Linked DNA regions of Homo sapiens: region 2 is linked to region 1. A link is a contact called in ENCODE Hi-C or POLR2A ChIA-PET data. All regions are on one chromosome and are shown on one strand. The core of a region is the stretch at or near the end of the contact, and the rest is flanking DNA. Distances in the headings are between cores, read along the strand shown.

The links. Hi-C counts contacts between places; a loop is a spot of excess contacts on that map. ChIA-PET counts read pairs that join two places held with the same protein, here RNA polymerase II (POLR2A). Pooled maps may share reads with other maps.
Region 2: a loop to region 1 is called in a map of endothelial cell of hepatic sinusoid, with 4 times the contacts of the local background. The contact joins two enhancer-like sites. A Hi-C loop is called at or near these places in 1 of 168 maps with a recorded cell type or tissue (endothelial cell of hepatic sinusoid) and 1 of 50 pooled maps. POLR2A ChIA-PET finds 5 or more read pairs at or near these places in 7 of 52 experiments (B cell, CD4-positive, alpha-beta T cell, CD4-positive, alpha-beta memory T cell and 4 more).

What each region holds. Positions count from the first base shown.
Region 1 is chr6:156,395,706-156,402,616 of GRCh38, reverse strand. No RefSeq gene overlaps it. Among named protein-coding and RNA genes, the nearest start is that of SNORD28B, 20 kb to the right of the region's middle. RefSeq lists enhancers at 5,052-5,581, 5,582-6,112 and a silencer at 6,394-6,443. Within about 2 kb of position 5,661, at least 6 of the 41 ENCODE cell types and tissues checked have a DNase peak (open chromatin) inside an H3K27ac peak, as active enhancers do.
Region 2 is chr6:156,434,748-156,441,658 of GRCh38, reverse strand. No RefSeq gene overlaps it. Among named protein-coding and RNA genes, the nearest start is that of SNORD28B, 59 kb to the right of the region's middle. Within about 2 kb of position 3,963, at least 2 of the 41 ENCODE cell types and tissues checked have a DNase peak (open chromatin) inside an H3K27ac peak, as active enhancers do.

The DNA.
Region 1 (6,911 bases), core at 4,412-6,911:
AGGGAGTGCATCAAAATAAACTGTTCAGATCCCTACAGCACTTACAATTTCCAGGCATGCTGGCCTGGCTTCCACCTCCCACACTTACACCTCATTGCCTGAAGGTTTTCTCTGGCTACCAGAGCTGTGAGGCCCTGCATGGGGAGGAGGACAGGCCCACTGCAGAACCCAGATGACTCTCCCCTCCTTATGTTATCAACCAATGATTGACAGTACTTGGTAGATAATTATCACAGCTACTTTACCCCATGGGATAGTCTCAGCTTGAGCTGAGATTAAATGGAATGTCTCGAGCTCCTCAGTGGGATTAAGGTCCCATTGCCTGCAGTTGTCACCTGCTCCACAACACACTCCTTATTGGCTTCTTTCCTTCTCTGTCTGATGTGCCCCTTCCCCTGCAAGGCTATGGGCACCTCCCAAATCACTTAATTGTACCCAAATCCTTGTATTAGCATTTGCTTCTGGAGGAATGAAAACCGAGACAGTATTTTGGATCTGGAGGACATAAAATAAACTCTACATGTGAATACTTAGGAACTCCTGATTCAGAAATGTTTCAGAAAACCTTTCTTTAAGTAGGGCAGCATTCCCTCTGTGGAACTGATTGTGGAGGATTTTATCTGGGTGCAGAGGCCTTATAATGGAAAACATTTTTCTTAACTATTGACAGACTTGCCTACTTTTTGGTGAGGTTCTATAGCAGAAGCCACTCGTCCTCCCTGACTCTCCCTGTTGCTGCAAATGGCATCCACCTGGCCTCACCTCAGGACCTGCATCTTTCTCTTTTCCTCTCACTTTTGGAGGTGCTAGGCTGGGCACAGATGCAACCTGGACATGCTGAGTTATCAGGGTTCAGGGAAGTTTGGAGAAATGAGCTCCCTGAGATTGACTGGAGGCAGAGATAGTGTATTAATCTGTTCTCACGCTGCTATAAAGAACTGCCCAAGACTGGGTAATTTATAAAGGAAAGAGATTTAATTGACTCACAGTTCTGTATGGCTGGGGTGGGGTGCCTCAGGAAACTGACAATCATGATGGAAGGGGAAGCAAACACTTTCTTCTTCACATGGCGGCAGGAGAGAGAAATGCAGAGCCAAGGGGGGAAAATCCCCTTATACAACCATCAGATCTCATGAGAACTCACTATCACTATCATGAGAACAGCATGGGGGAAACTGCCTCATGATCTAATTACCTCCCATGAGGTCCCTTCCCAAACACTTGGGGATTACAATTTTGATTACAATTCAAGACAAGATTTGGGTGGGGATACAGAGCCAGACTATATCAGATGGGATTGCAGGAGATAAGTCTGGATAGATTGGAAAGGAGGATGTTGTCTGGCTATGAAGGGCCCTGAGTGACTGGCTGAAGAATTTGGATTTCATTTTGTGTTTAGAGTTGAGCCACGGACAATTTTTAAGAAAGAGTGGTGACAGTGTTCAATAACATTCAATAAGTACTTACCACCTACAATGGACTGGGAATTGTGGACTGTACAGCAGGCTGTGCAGGAAGTTGCTGAGATTCACCTCCTTTAGGAAACTTTTTCTGATTCCCTGTCTTGTCTGTACCCCACTATTCCTTCTAATATAGCACCTCTAGCACTTTAGTGCATTTATGAAATTACTGCCTGTCTCTACCCCTGCTGCCTGTTTTATTCACCCCACATCAAGCTTTGTGTTGTGTATAGTTAGCCACAGTCAAAGGTCTTCTCCCCAGTTTTTTCTAAAACTGACATTAGGCCAATAAGCACATTGAGCTCAGCCTTCAGGGGGGAGAAGTCATAATCCGCCACCATGATTCTTGAGAAGGATGGTCCTCTTAACCAAAGAACATTGAACATCTTTATGCTGATGCCCAAGAGCCTCAGAGAAATGTAAGCACTATTCAGTGGAACTATTCTTGCCTTCCTCCACGAGATAAATGGCTGAGTCACCGTTCTACCCTCTGGTCTAGTGATTCCCAATCTTCTTTGAGTAAGAGGGACTCCATGAAATACTTCACTGCGAAAATTCTCAAACACACACAAAAGTATTAATAGTGAAAATAGTAATAATGAACCCTTATAGACACTTTACTCAGATTCAACATTTATCTAGAATTTTTCATTCTTGTTTCCTCTATTTGTTTTCCAGCCATCATCTCTTCTTTTAAGTTAAATGTACATAGTTTTGGTGGAGACACTGAATTTGAACATGTGTTCTATTCTTAGAGTGCTGGTTCTAGTCTTTGAAGATTTGGCTTGAAGGTTAAAGCATCGTGAAAAATAAAACTACATGTGTAAACCTGCAGTCTTTTTACCCCTTACAGCTTTGACCTTATTACCCTGAGCAATAAGTCTAACCCTTTCTCCTCTGTGTATTGAAACTAAAGAGTAAGTAGTTGATTCCCACTGTTCTTCCCACAAATTTTCAGCAGGGGTAGGGCCAATTCACTCCTTGTTTTAGGCTTAAAACTCCCCCTGAAGTGCAGGGATGAAGGCTGGTGTGTAACTGAAGTCGCTGGATATTGTGTGCATAAGGTGGGAGAGTGAGTTGAATTTCATGGGCTTTTCTGAAGCTTTCTGTCTTAACTAAAAACGTTGGCATTTTCTGGGAAGTTGGCTGTATGCTTATTGAGAAAGAGAGACTTCTCTTCAGTACAGTGTGACATTTCTACAAAAATCAATGATTTAGAAACAGGTATCTGAAATGAAATGTGCAACTTCACTTTCCATTTGTTGGAAATCCTGCTGGGCTGGTTTTGAAATCTTCATACATGTGCGGTATACCTTTAGGGGGTGAAAATTATATTGACTCTGCACTTTGGAACATGTAACAAATATCTTTTGCAATGTGGCAAAAAAATAAAGCAACATCCTAATCCTATATTTCCAAATTGGTTTTGTGCTAGTTATTTAATTTATTGTTTACTTTTGGTACTAGTGTTTGTTTTTTCCTTTTATCTTGGAAGCTTTTTATCTTTATTAGACTCAGTTACCTAATCCAGTAGAAGGGATGGTAATGAACGTGGCACACTGCTACCCTATCCATGTGTCAAGTTGAAACCTGCTATTTGATTATCAGAAGTAGTGAAGCTTATAGGAGCATGATGATGTTTTAAATTTGATTTTTTTTTGAAAATTAAAGAAGCCAGGTACTAAATATCAACACAATGAAGAAGGAGAGGCTCAACCCACTTTGAAATCCAGCCCCCTTCCCCACCAAGGTGCTCAAGAATTTCTGCATCTTCTTTAAAGTCCTTAAAAGGATTAACTTCTAAAGGGACTGATAAAGGAGGAGAGAAAAATAAGAAAGTATAAAAAGACTCTAATAAAAACTCAATACAGGGCTAGCACTTAATTCCATCTCACAATAACAAGAAGAAAGCATAATGGAGATTGAGGAGCAGGGCCATTTACATAATAACTTCCTAGCAACAGCTGTAATGAACAAATACGGGCAGATGAGTCAATTACCTGAGACACTACCTTACATCAGAGCTTAGAGAAAAGGGAAAAAGGAAAGAAACAATTAAATAGCTGAGATTCCCTGAATTTGGGTTATATCATATGTAGTTTCAGACCTAATTGCGTAAAACTAATTAGGCCAAAGAGAATCCACCTGATGAGACAAATATTGTCACCATCCAGGGGCAGGCAGGGGTGAATGGGTGCTTACCTTTCCTGTTAACGGGTGGGCTTGGGCTGGTACCTGTGAATATTCTGGCTTGGCTTGAACATATTTAACGTCAAAATCATCCTCATCCTCCTTCTCCTAATCACCATCACTGCTGTCATCTGTTGAGTGCTCCCTAACTCTCCTACATAATATCTCCTTCAACCTGCATAATATTCCTGTCAAAGTAGATAAGATCATCTCCATGTTACAGATGAGGAATCTGAGGCTGAGAGCAGGAAAATTACCCAAAATCTAATGGTTAATAATTGAAGTGATGATAGTTCATTTTTATTGAGCACGTGGCGGGCACCACGCTAAGTGCTTTGCATGGATTGTCTGAGGTTACTACACTCACTGCAGATGAGGAAACAGAGAGGCAGGGAAGTCAGGTCACCTGCCCAAGACCACACAGCTTCTGAGAGCAAGAACCAGAACTTGAATTCAGGTGGTTGTGTCAGAAGGTGCGAGAATTAGGATTCAAACCTAAATATACTTAATGCAAAGCCCATGCTGGTACCATTGCAACTCCCTGTGGCCATGGGCACTTGCAGGGCAGAGGCAGCCATGCCAGCCAAGGATCGTGTGACTTGTGTTTCTTTACACACACTTCATGGATGTAACAAAAGTATGGTAGTCACACTGTGCTTCTGTCAATTGAATAAGGTGATTCTGAGGCACAGTCATGGAGGATTTGCCTGTATGAGTGTGCATTTGTGTACATATGTGTGTGCGTGCTTCCTTTTCCTGCAGTACTTCAACTGGACAGGATTGCATGCTCCAGAACTTTCTTTCAATATTCCCTTCACTTAGGGAATCTTTGCCCCATTCAGATAACAGACTGCAATCTGGGAAAATACTTCATGCCGCAGCATTAACACCAAAGAATGTATCAAAGGCTTCTCTTTTCTAGAATGGCACACTAACATCTTTTATTAGGTGCAGATGTTTTCTGCGCTTTAAACAAAATGAGCGACTACGTGTAGAAATTCAGCCTCCTTGACAGGGAGTTGGAGGTCTCCTCAGGTGCATTGTGTATGTATGTATGGTGGGACTGAGTGAGGGGGGCTCAGAAAGGATTTTTTTTTTGGGAAAGAGAGAGACGCTTCTTTGCTTCTGAAACTGTCAAACAGACCCAGGTTTCTCGTTCCACCTACATTGTGATCCCCAGGCCTCATCCTTCCTCCCTCTGGGCTAGCAGGAAGATTTAAGGAGGGGCATGGATCTGGGGGAGACGTAGCCGGAGGAAAGTGGGTCAGTAGGCTGAGAGGCAGGGGACGCATCTCGATTCCATTTCCTGGATTGTGCCCTTTGTCAGACTTGCCTACAGACAGAGGGCCTGTGTGTTCCAATTTTGCAGAATTACCTTCCCTGGTTGGAACCCAATCCCCCAACCTCAAGCTCTGCAGACATCTTCCCTGATCAATGTCCTGTCCTCTTTTCTCTGTCAAGTTGTTCCTCCTTCCCGAGCTCTATTGTGATTTGGGGCACCTGAGGAATTAACTATTTCTCTCGTGTCTTTGCCTAACCACAGGTGAATGTCTCGACCCGCTTTTAAGCTGGCTCCGCCCTCTGGACGCGTTCTTTTAAAGGTGGGAGCTCCGACGGAGGGCCCTGATTCCGGCCTCGCTACCAGCTGGGCTGTGTGGGGGAGCGAGGCCTAATAACCCAGGGGGCGCTGGGCGGGAACGGCGTGGATCCCTCGGCCTCGCACACCTGGCTCCTAGTCCTCTCGGCCGGGCCGGTGATCCTCTGGTCGGGGGTGGGGGTGGGGGGGGCTTGCGGCAGCTCACACCTGAGGCCGTTACAAAAGGCCTGCAGCTTAACTCGCTGCAGCTCGGGGGGATGGATTGCCTACTAACTGCAGGCGCCGTGGTGCGCCGAGAAAACAGCGAAAACTGGGCCAGCGGAGGCGGGTGGGCCTCCTTGGAGGAGCGCACCTGGGGTGCGGGAGCGCCTCCTGGCAGCCTTGGCCTCGCCTCCCACGCGTGGACGCGCAGGGCCCAGGACACCGCAGCCGCCTACTCCTTTCTGCAGCCCCGGGGTCTGAAGGTAGTTACGAAGGAAATCTTTTGTAAAATGTTCCTTTTTCCTCCTCTACATTTTCTTTCTCTGTCCCTCAGTAATCCCGGTTCAGGGGTTAGCGTCCCTCACTAATCCCTGGATTTAAAAAACATTCTCCTTTTACACCCAAGCTTCAATTGGTAGAACAGAGAGACAACTGACGTCGCTTTTGTTTTGCCAGCTTTTGTTTCCGGTGCATCAGAAACTTTTTGCACCTGAGACATTATGAGATTGTGCCCCAGCCGGTTTCTAAATTATTTCTAGGTGAAAAAATTTTGCAACCTACCTTTGCAGTAAGAATTCCCCCTACCCCTCCTTTAGAGAAAGTACTTGACAGTGAATAACATCCTATATTTATAGACCAATGATTGCTACATTTCATACCGTGTAGGTTTCCTTCTGAAACCTCAATCACATTTGGTTACTGTGGTAGGGGTTTAAATGTAGCAACTAATGGGCTGTGGCAGCAGGCATTTCCCTACCTCTCCTTTTATTGAACCTTTAAGTGGCAACTGTGCTTCTCTGGGTAAGAGCAAGGCTTTGAGATTGCGTTCCATGGGTTAGCTCGGTTCTTTAGCGAAGATTCAGAGATCCTGAATTGCATCAAGAGATGCATTTGTCGGTCTGGGTTTCAGATAAAAGCATGAAATCTCACTGACTTGCTGAACATTGTGGTTTTGAATCGGGGCTTTGGAGATGAAGCTGTGAAACCTCCCAAACCAAAGTTCCTAACAGAAATCACCAGCTGTGATTTACATATTGGCTTTGCCACAAAGTTTTAGTTCGACTCTGTTTCTGTTGTTATGGTGTCTTATGAATATTTTCTGATATTTAACCCAAAGCCCTCTTGCTGTTTCCAAACTGGTTACCTGAGATAACTGAGGCACTTGTGCTGCTGTTTGGACGGGATTACTTCATGTACTTAAAGGCTGGCCATACTGCAGACTAAATACATCTGGTATCACCCTCTACTAAGTTTTTAAAAAGTCTTTGCTGAATGAAATGCAAAAAGAAAATGCAAACAATGCTTGGGCTTTCCTTTTCTTTTCCAGGCTCTCTTTACAACTCTTGCAAAGATGTCAAGACATATTTCAGTATTCCACCAGCGAGGTTACAGTTTTATTAGTGATGGCCTTGGTTCACACCATAAATGTGAATTTACCATTTTCTGTTGGCTTGACTGACCTG
Region 2 (6,911 bases), core at 2,714-5,213, 41 kb before region 1:
GGTTTGAACACTGAAGGCCCGTGTCCCAGGGCCAGAATGGTTGACCACACTGCTGCTCCCATAGGTCTGGGCCCCAGCTATGTGATGCTCTTCCTTCTGGGTCCTGCTTCATTCCTCTTCTTCTCCCCTAGCCCAAGGAGCGGCAGATGCTTCCTGAAGTTGCCTCCGTGTTTCCCCTTGCCTTCTGAGTCATCCATTACCTATTTAACCAATCCCCTGTATTAAATTCTCATTCTTGAAATAACTTGTATAGCAGTTATCTTCTATTTAAGTGGGATTTAAAAGCACCTGCAGTGAATTGAAGATGATGACTTCATGCTAAATATAACAGGCTATCACTTTGTGTCATGAAAAAAGGAAACTGGCAAAAAACAAAGCTGGATTTCTATTTTAAGTCAATGTAGAAGACAGAAATAGCGGACAGTGAGCCATAGCTATCAGCCTCTAGTATTGCAATGTTCTGTGCTGAAAACTAGGATGTCCTTGCTTCTACCTCATCTTCATAAGTCAAAAGGCACAGCATTTCATACACCTACTTCCTAAGGAATATTCATGCTATTTGTCAAGGTAATTCATCAAAAGATACATTTTTTTAAAATTAAGAATGTAACATGTTTAAAGTTTGGTAGCATTTTAATAGTGGTATTGTTGCTTCATCTTCTCTTTCCCTCCCTCCCTCCCTCCTTTCTCTTTCTTTCTCTTCCTTTCTTTCCTGTTTTTCCCGTCTTTTTCTTTTCTTTTCTTCATTTCTTTCTTTCTCTTTCTTTCTTTCTTTCTCTTTCTTTCTTTCTTTCTCTTTCTTTCTTTCTTTCTTTTTCTTTCTCTCTCTCTCTCTCTTTCTTCCTTTCTTTCCTCTTCTCTTTTCTCTCTTTCTCTCCTTCCTTCCTTCCTTCCTTCTCCACTTAAAAAAACAGAAAGGTTTTGAGTGGCCCTATGTCTTAATTTAAGATCTCCAGGAGAAGACGCTGAGACAAAAATTAGAGTGTAAGTAGTTTAACTGAGAGATGAAGGAAATATTAGAAGGGGAGTGGGGAAATGACACCCAGAGAAGAAGGCAATGAACAGAGAGTATGTTAGGACAGCCACAAGTGTGGGCGACTAGAGCGTAACCTCTCCAGGGAATGTCAAGGAGCCAGTGCTGGAGGGCCAAGGGAACTGGAGTATTTTCCCTCTAACTCCTGTGAGGTCTTGGTTAGAACTGGTCCTGGGAGGCATGAATTTCCTAGCACTTCTAATCCTCTACATGGACAGGCAAAGGGCTTCAGAGGCCAGAGAGACCCTGTCTACAGGGACAGGTTGTGGTCAGTCTGGCTCACCTGCAATCAAGTGAAGAAGGTGAGGGGAAATGTTTGAAGCACTGATGTCATCTGCCATATATATTTTTTAATTATGTGAAATTCCATAACATGAAGAATTTTAGGAACACATTTATTGTTATAGGAAAAATCACTGTAATTGGATTTGTCAACCCATAATCAGTTCCTAGGGTTTGGGAACCTGTAATTCTTGTGTTGAGGGGTTCATTTATGGTCGATACTAGACCACTCTGGCACATATTTCAAATTAAGAGCAATATTAGAAAAAAAATCCTGGGTTTCCCACATCTTCTAACATTTCTTACAAAATTATCTTATAACATTTCCAAATACTAAACAATGGAAGTTTATAAACAGGCACAGAGTTCTAAGAAATAATAAACAATAAGCCAATTTACTTTCTTTATTTGAAAGGGAAAATCCAAGAGGGTGAGGGAAGGGGAGAAAATGGAGAAACTCGTGAGGAAGAAGTGATTCACCCCAAATGAAAATAGACTGGGCAGAGTGGAGTGGATAAAAAGGGGGCCACTGAGTCAGAAAGACAGGAAGTGGAAGATAGATGGCCTATGTTTTCAGTCAGTGTTAAATCATAACCGATTGATACAAATGAAAGGAATTCAAAGGCTACCTTCAGTCTTTTGGGAAGGGGCGGTAAGTTTTACATCCTAATTTACAGGCAAGAACAGGTGTCAGTAGGGACGAGGAAGGAGTCCTTGCAATGTGAGACTAAAAATTCACAGTAAAGCTGAAATTTGTGGATTGCCTCCCTCCTCCCACAGTATTTCTCCACCAGGTCTCAGGTAACATGATGTCAGATATATTTTGGTGGATTCTCTAAAATGGCAGTTTTAGTTTGGATAGGTACCCAAAACAGTACCCCGTACTGCCCAACTTCTTCCCTTGGGGTAAGTCCTTCCTAAGTGTATGATTTTCAATAGGACCTAGCTGTGGTCTGGCAATCTGCATTCAGGTGGTATGGGAACACCTTTTTATTCCTGTATCTCTGGTTGGTCTCTGGAAACATAACCTGGAAGAATTTGTTCCCCAGGGAGGGTTGGGCACCATCAAAAGTTGATGACTTTTGTTATGGTCTTAAGTATCCTTTAAATGAGCTAATCTATCTCCCAGGTCACTATAAATAAAAGCATTATAGCTTCTGTTCTCTATGCTAAACCTGGGAGAAACTCTTTGGGGGCATGTTTTGATGGGAACATCCATTGCTGAGCAATCATTGCTGCAATGGACTTTTCATCATGGAGGGAAAATACTTTTCTCTGGTAGTTGTAGCCATCACCTAGACAGGGTGATTGGCCTTGTTTCTTTTTATTTATTGTCTAGAGGCTGCATGTGACAAATTCAAGTCTTTAGGTTCAAACAGATTTTATTTAACTGTATCTCCAGATAAGATTCAAAATAGCTATAGAAAAAAATAGATTGAATGAAAAAGCTGGTAGGATGTTGACAACGACCTAGGATATCTGAAACTGGAAAAAAAAAAAAAAATAGACTGCAAAAGTTTCTTTTCCAGAGACTGGAGACATTTGTTTGGAGTGTGTTAAAAGAAAAATGTAATGACATACACATAAGCTTCGATGAGTAATGATCAGGAGCTGGAATAATTGTGCACAGACTCATTTAAGCCTTACTAATTCAGGGCAGTTCTATTGGTATGGAATTATTTGCATTTGTGTGTTTCCCGAGTTAAAAAAGAATACCCCTGGGTCCTGCTCAGAGCATGGGGAATTAAACACACAGCTCTCATTAACAACACTACGGATTGTACAGTCTGCTGAATTCCCTAAACACTTTACAGAGAGCAAGTGTGTTCTCTGCCAGTGTGCAGCATACAGGAGCGACTTCCTGAGTGGAAAGCTTAGGGGAGTGATATCGCGCCGAGAAGCAAGTGGCCATGTATGAGGTCTGTCACCCTAAAGGTAGCTCTGAAGCCGGATGTTTTCTTGATACAGGACAAAAGGCGATGGTTTGAGCAGGTGAGAGATGACTGGTTCTGTGATCAAGCATGGCATTTTGAGTTTTCTTTTTTATCTTTCATTCCTGATCTAGAGCCTCAGAACTCTTGGGCTCACATAGTGTGAACATGTGGCAGCTGTAGTGTGGCCCCGAAAGAAGCCCCTTTGTGGCAGAGGCAACCACACCATGAAAAGTATTGTCTTTGATGTCAGACAGATTTTGGTCTCTCACTTACCAGCTGATTGACCTTGGAGGTGTTGTTTAGCCTTTAAGCTTGGGTTTCTACCACTGTGAAATGGGTATAAAAAGAGGACTTACCTCCTGGGTTGTGATAAAAATCTATAAGAAATACCTAGTTCATGATAAGCACTCAAGAAATTTTGGCTTAAAAAAAGCACTTAGACTCCAGGGATCAATCCATTTTAGAAGCAATTTCATCAGAACTTGCAGTTGCTATAAATCAATGGGCGATTGCCTAGATTTGGGGTCGAAGACAATTTAATTCCAGCGTCTCCCCTGTTTGCTTTGTGTAGCTCTGAATTCAGGCCATAAAAGGTACATTGACATAAGCCGCCAGCTGTTGCCACCTCCATCTGAATGCCAATGTCCCTCATCTATTGACACAAGAAGAAAGTAAATAAGGTAATGTCCTCGGAATTTTCTTTACACTAAACATGTAATTAGCTACTTACCCATGATGAGTAAAATTTAATTTCAGCTAAGTGAAAAGGAATGCTGATTAGATTTATTTTATTATCTGTTTACTTTCTGGGAAGAGGGCAGCTGGATAAAATCTCCTCTTGAGCAGTATTTTTTACTTCCTGCAGTGCTTACCAGTGAAATATGCTAAACTTGCAGGAACGGCACATATGAATGCAAGCAATCATTTTGTTGGCATTTTCCTTCTTTTTATTTGTTGGAGTGAAGGTAAGCATGGCCGCAGCTTCTGTCCGCTGGAGTGCAAGAAGGGGCAGGAGGGGACCCTGGAAGATAGGCTGAGAAAAGGTGTGCAGGATCATCCCAGCAAAGCTGCCGCGTGGTCGCTGTTTGCAGGAACTCTCCCCTCTGCGCTCTCTGATGTGTGTCTCACTGCTCAGAGAATTTCTCCTCTGGCAGCTCACAGCCCCAGCTGTGGGCCACTTTCGCAGGCTGTCTCTACCCCAGGACTCCTGGATGCTCCAAAGGCATTCCTCCCCAGCCCTCATTTCATCAAGATCCCTTTCCAAAGAGCCCTGTTGTCAGCCAATCACTGTAAGGAAAGACATAGAATAAATTCCTGCGAAGCTTTCAGTCCATGATGGCAGCTTTGTGCATTTCCCACGAATGCAGTATTTTTGTAACGTGGATACTTTGAGGTGTCAGTGTTTTAGTCTTATGAAATGAATCATAATTGGTGAGATTTCAGGAGGGACCTTCTAACTGCCCTTCAGATCAGACCACAAACTCAACCCTAACCTTTCCTTTGCATGGGAGTGGCACCTAGGGGTTCTGGTGCTGAGAGTGAGCTTGGACCAATTCTATGAAGCTCTGGGCTAAAGGTAAGTGGGAGGCAGGTGGGACAGAAGGAAGATAGTCCAGCTAATCTATTTGTGCAAGGAAGCTTTGAGGTAATAAGTTCCAAGTCTTTGGAAGCATTTAAGCAAAGCCTAGAAAGCTTCCTGAGAGGCATTGTAGAGAGGATTCATCCGTTAAGTACAGCAGTCAGCATTGATCCAGGGTGCCAGAATCCACTCTATGTAGTCTAGACTAAGGAGATTTGGGGATTGGTGACACTGGGCAAGGAGGCCATCTGGAGATAAGAATGAACAAGATGTATCTACATACGTAGGGCTGGAGGAACAAAGGGGAAGGTGGTCTTCGAGGGTAGCCAGAAGGTGGTCTTCTGGCTAGTGCTAAAACCCCACGGGGGATACCCAGAGGGACCAATGGCCATGGAGAGGGGCCTTGTCTGGGCCTGGAGCCTCAGAGGAGATGCAGCCTTTGGCGGGGACCTCCTACTGACATTGAAACAGGAGGACCAATGTCCTGGCCTTTCCTTTCCCCTGCCTTTTAGGGTCCAGCCGGTGCTTCCCATGGGCTCTACCAGCCATGAGGCCGTTGGCAAGGCAATCTGGGAAAGAGGTGAAGGCTGGAGGGTGGGCCTCAGAGCAGCCTCCCAGCTGATCTGCACCATGGGCATTTGGACAAGATGAACTCTCAGTTTCCTATCAAATCTGACAAACAAAAACAAAGCCCCTACAATTCTATAGCATCAGTTCCTTCCTAGAAAAAGAGACCACCAAACATCTAGAAAGCAAGCTTACGTATTCCACCCCATTTTCTCAGCGACAGTTGTACATCGCTCACCACCTGGAGCCACTTGATAGACTATTTTCCTTATGTTTTGTTTCAGAGGCTATGATATAAAGGTGGGAATTGTGGATGACTTTTCTCCATTCTCCTTGTCTTCCTCATTTTCTGGTCATAGAATGAGAATGGAAAGATTTTGATAATTGTATTTTTATTCTTAATGAAAATATCATTTTACTAATGTTTAGAGGGCTTGGGAATGGCATTCAAAGTAGTACACTGACAATGCATTGCCCAGCACCGCCAGTAACAGTTGTCCCTGGCGCCTAAGCATGAGGCCTTTCTTGGATCACTTTGGGGTGATACTTGGGGTCTCTGCAGGGTGTCTCTGGAGGGTCATTCTGACCCTGTTAAGATGCTCTGGCCCCTCTTCCTCCTCTCACCATCTCGGCTGTTTGCTGTACCATGGGTGTCCAGGTGCTCTTCTGTTTGTTAATGCAGCCAGCCCGGGTTGGCTTGGCTACTGCCTGGCATGACTTTCTTTAGCCCTGACAATCAGCTGGAGATTAAAGCAGCTCTTCCTTTTAACATGGTGGCAGTGGGCACATTTTCAGAACTGGAGTATGCTTTGCAGAGCTGCCATGAAGCTGCCCACTGCTTTGACTTTGAAAAGAAGTGTGTTTTAACCTTGAAAGTCATTAAGGATGGGAAGTGGGTGCTGGGAAGGCTGTGAGATGTGCAGATTCCTTGGCCCTGTGCGGCTTTGTTGGGTTGTCTCCTGGCCACTCCATTTGTCCCACTTGCGTTGAGACCACAGAAATCAGTCAAGAGGTGGAGGTGGAGGCAATTGGAGGTAACTGAGTTTAACTTTGTGGTCAACACAAAGGTGATCCTGTTCTACTGTTATAATCATAGGATATTTAACTTGAATGGGTATCAGGTGTGATATTTGTGTTTCTTTTTAACAGATAGGCTTACAGCTGAATTAAAATGATCTCAAACATCTGGGACAGTGCTGCCAAATACATGGAAGAGGCCCAGAAAACAAACAATGGGTTTTGTCACCTCCCCTAATGATATCACATTTATTATTTTATAACGTGCTGTCACTTCCTGGTGTGGTTAGGGTTGGATTTAAATGTGTCAACCTGTATTTAAATGTCAGGCAATGAAGTGGCAGATGCATCCCTGTGCTCCCTGCCCCATCCCCACCTCACCTTGATCGCCTTTCCAAAAGCAGAACATAAAGAGTTTGTTTGGACAAGTAGTATAATTATTAATATTTCAACAACACTATATACTTTCCTAGGGCTGAACAGTAAACAGAATTGTGCT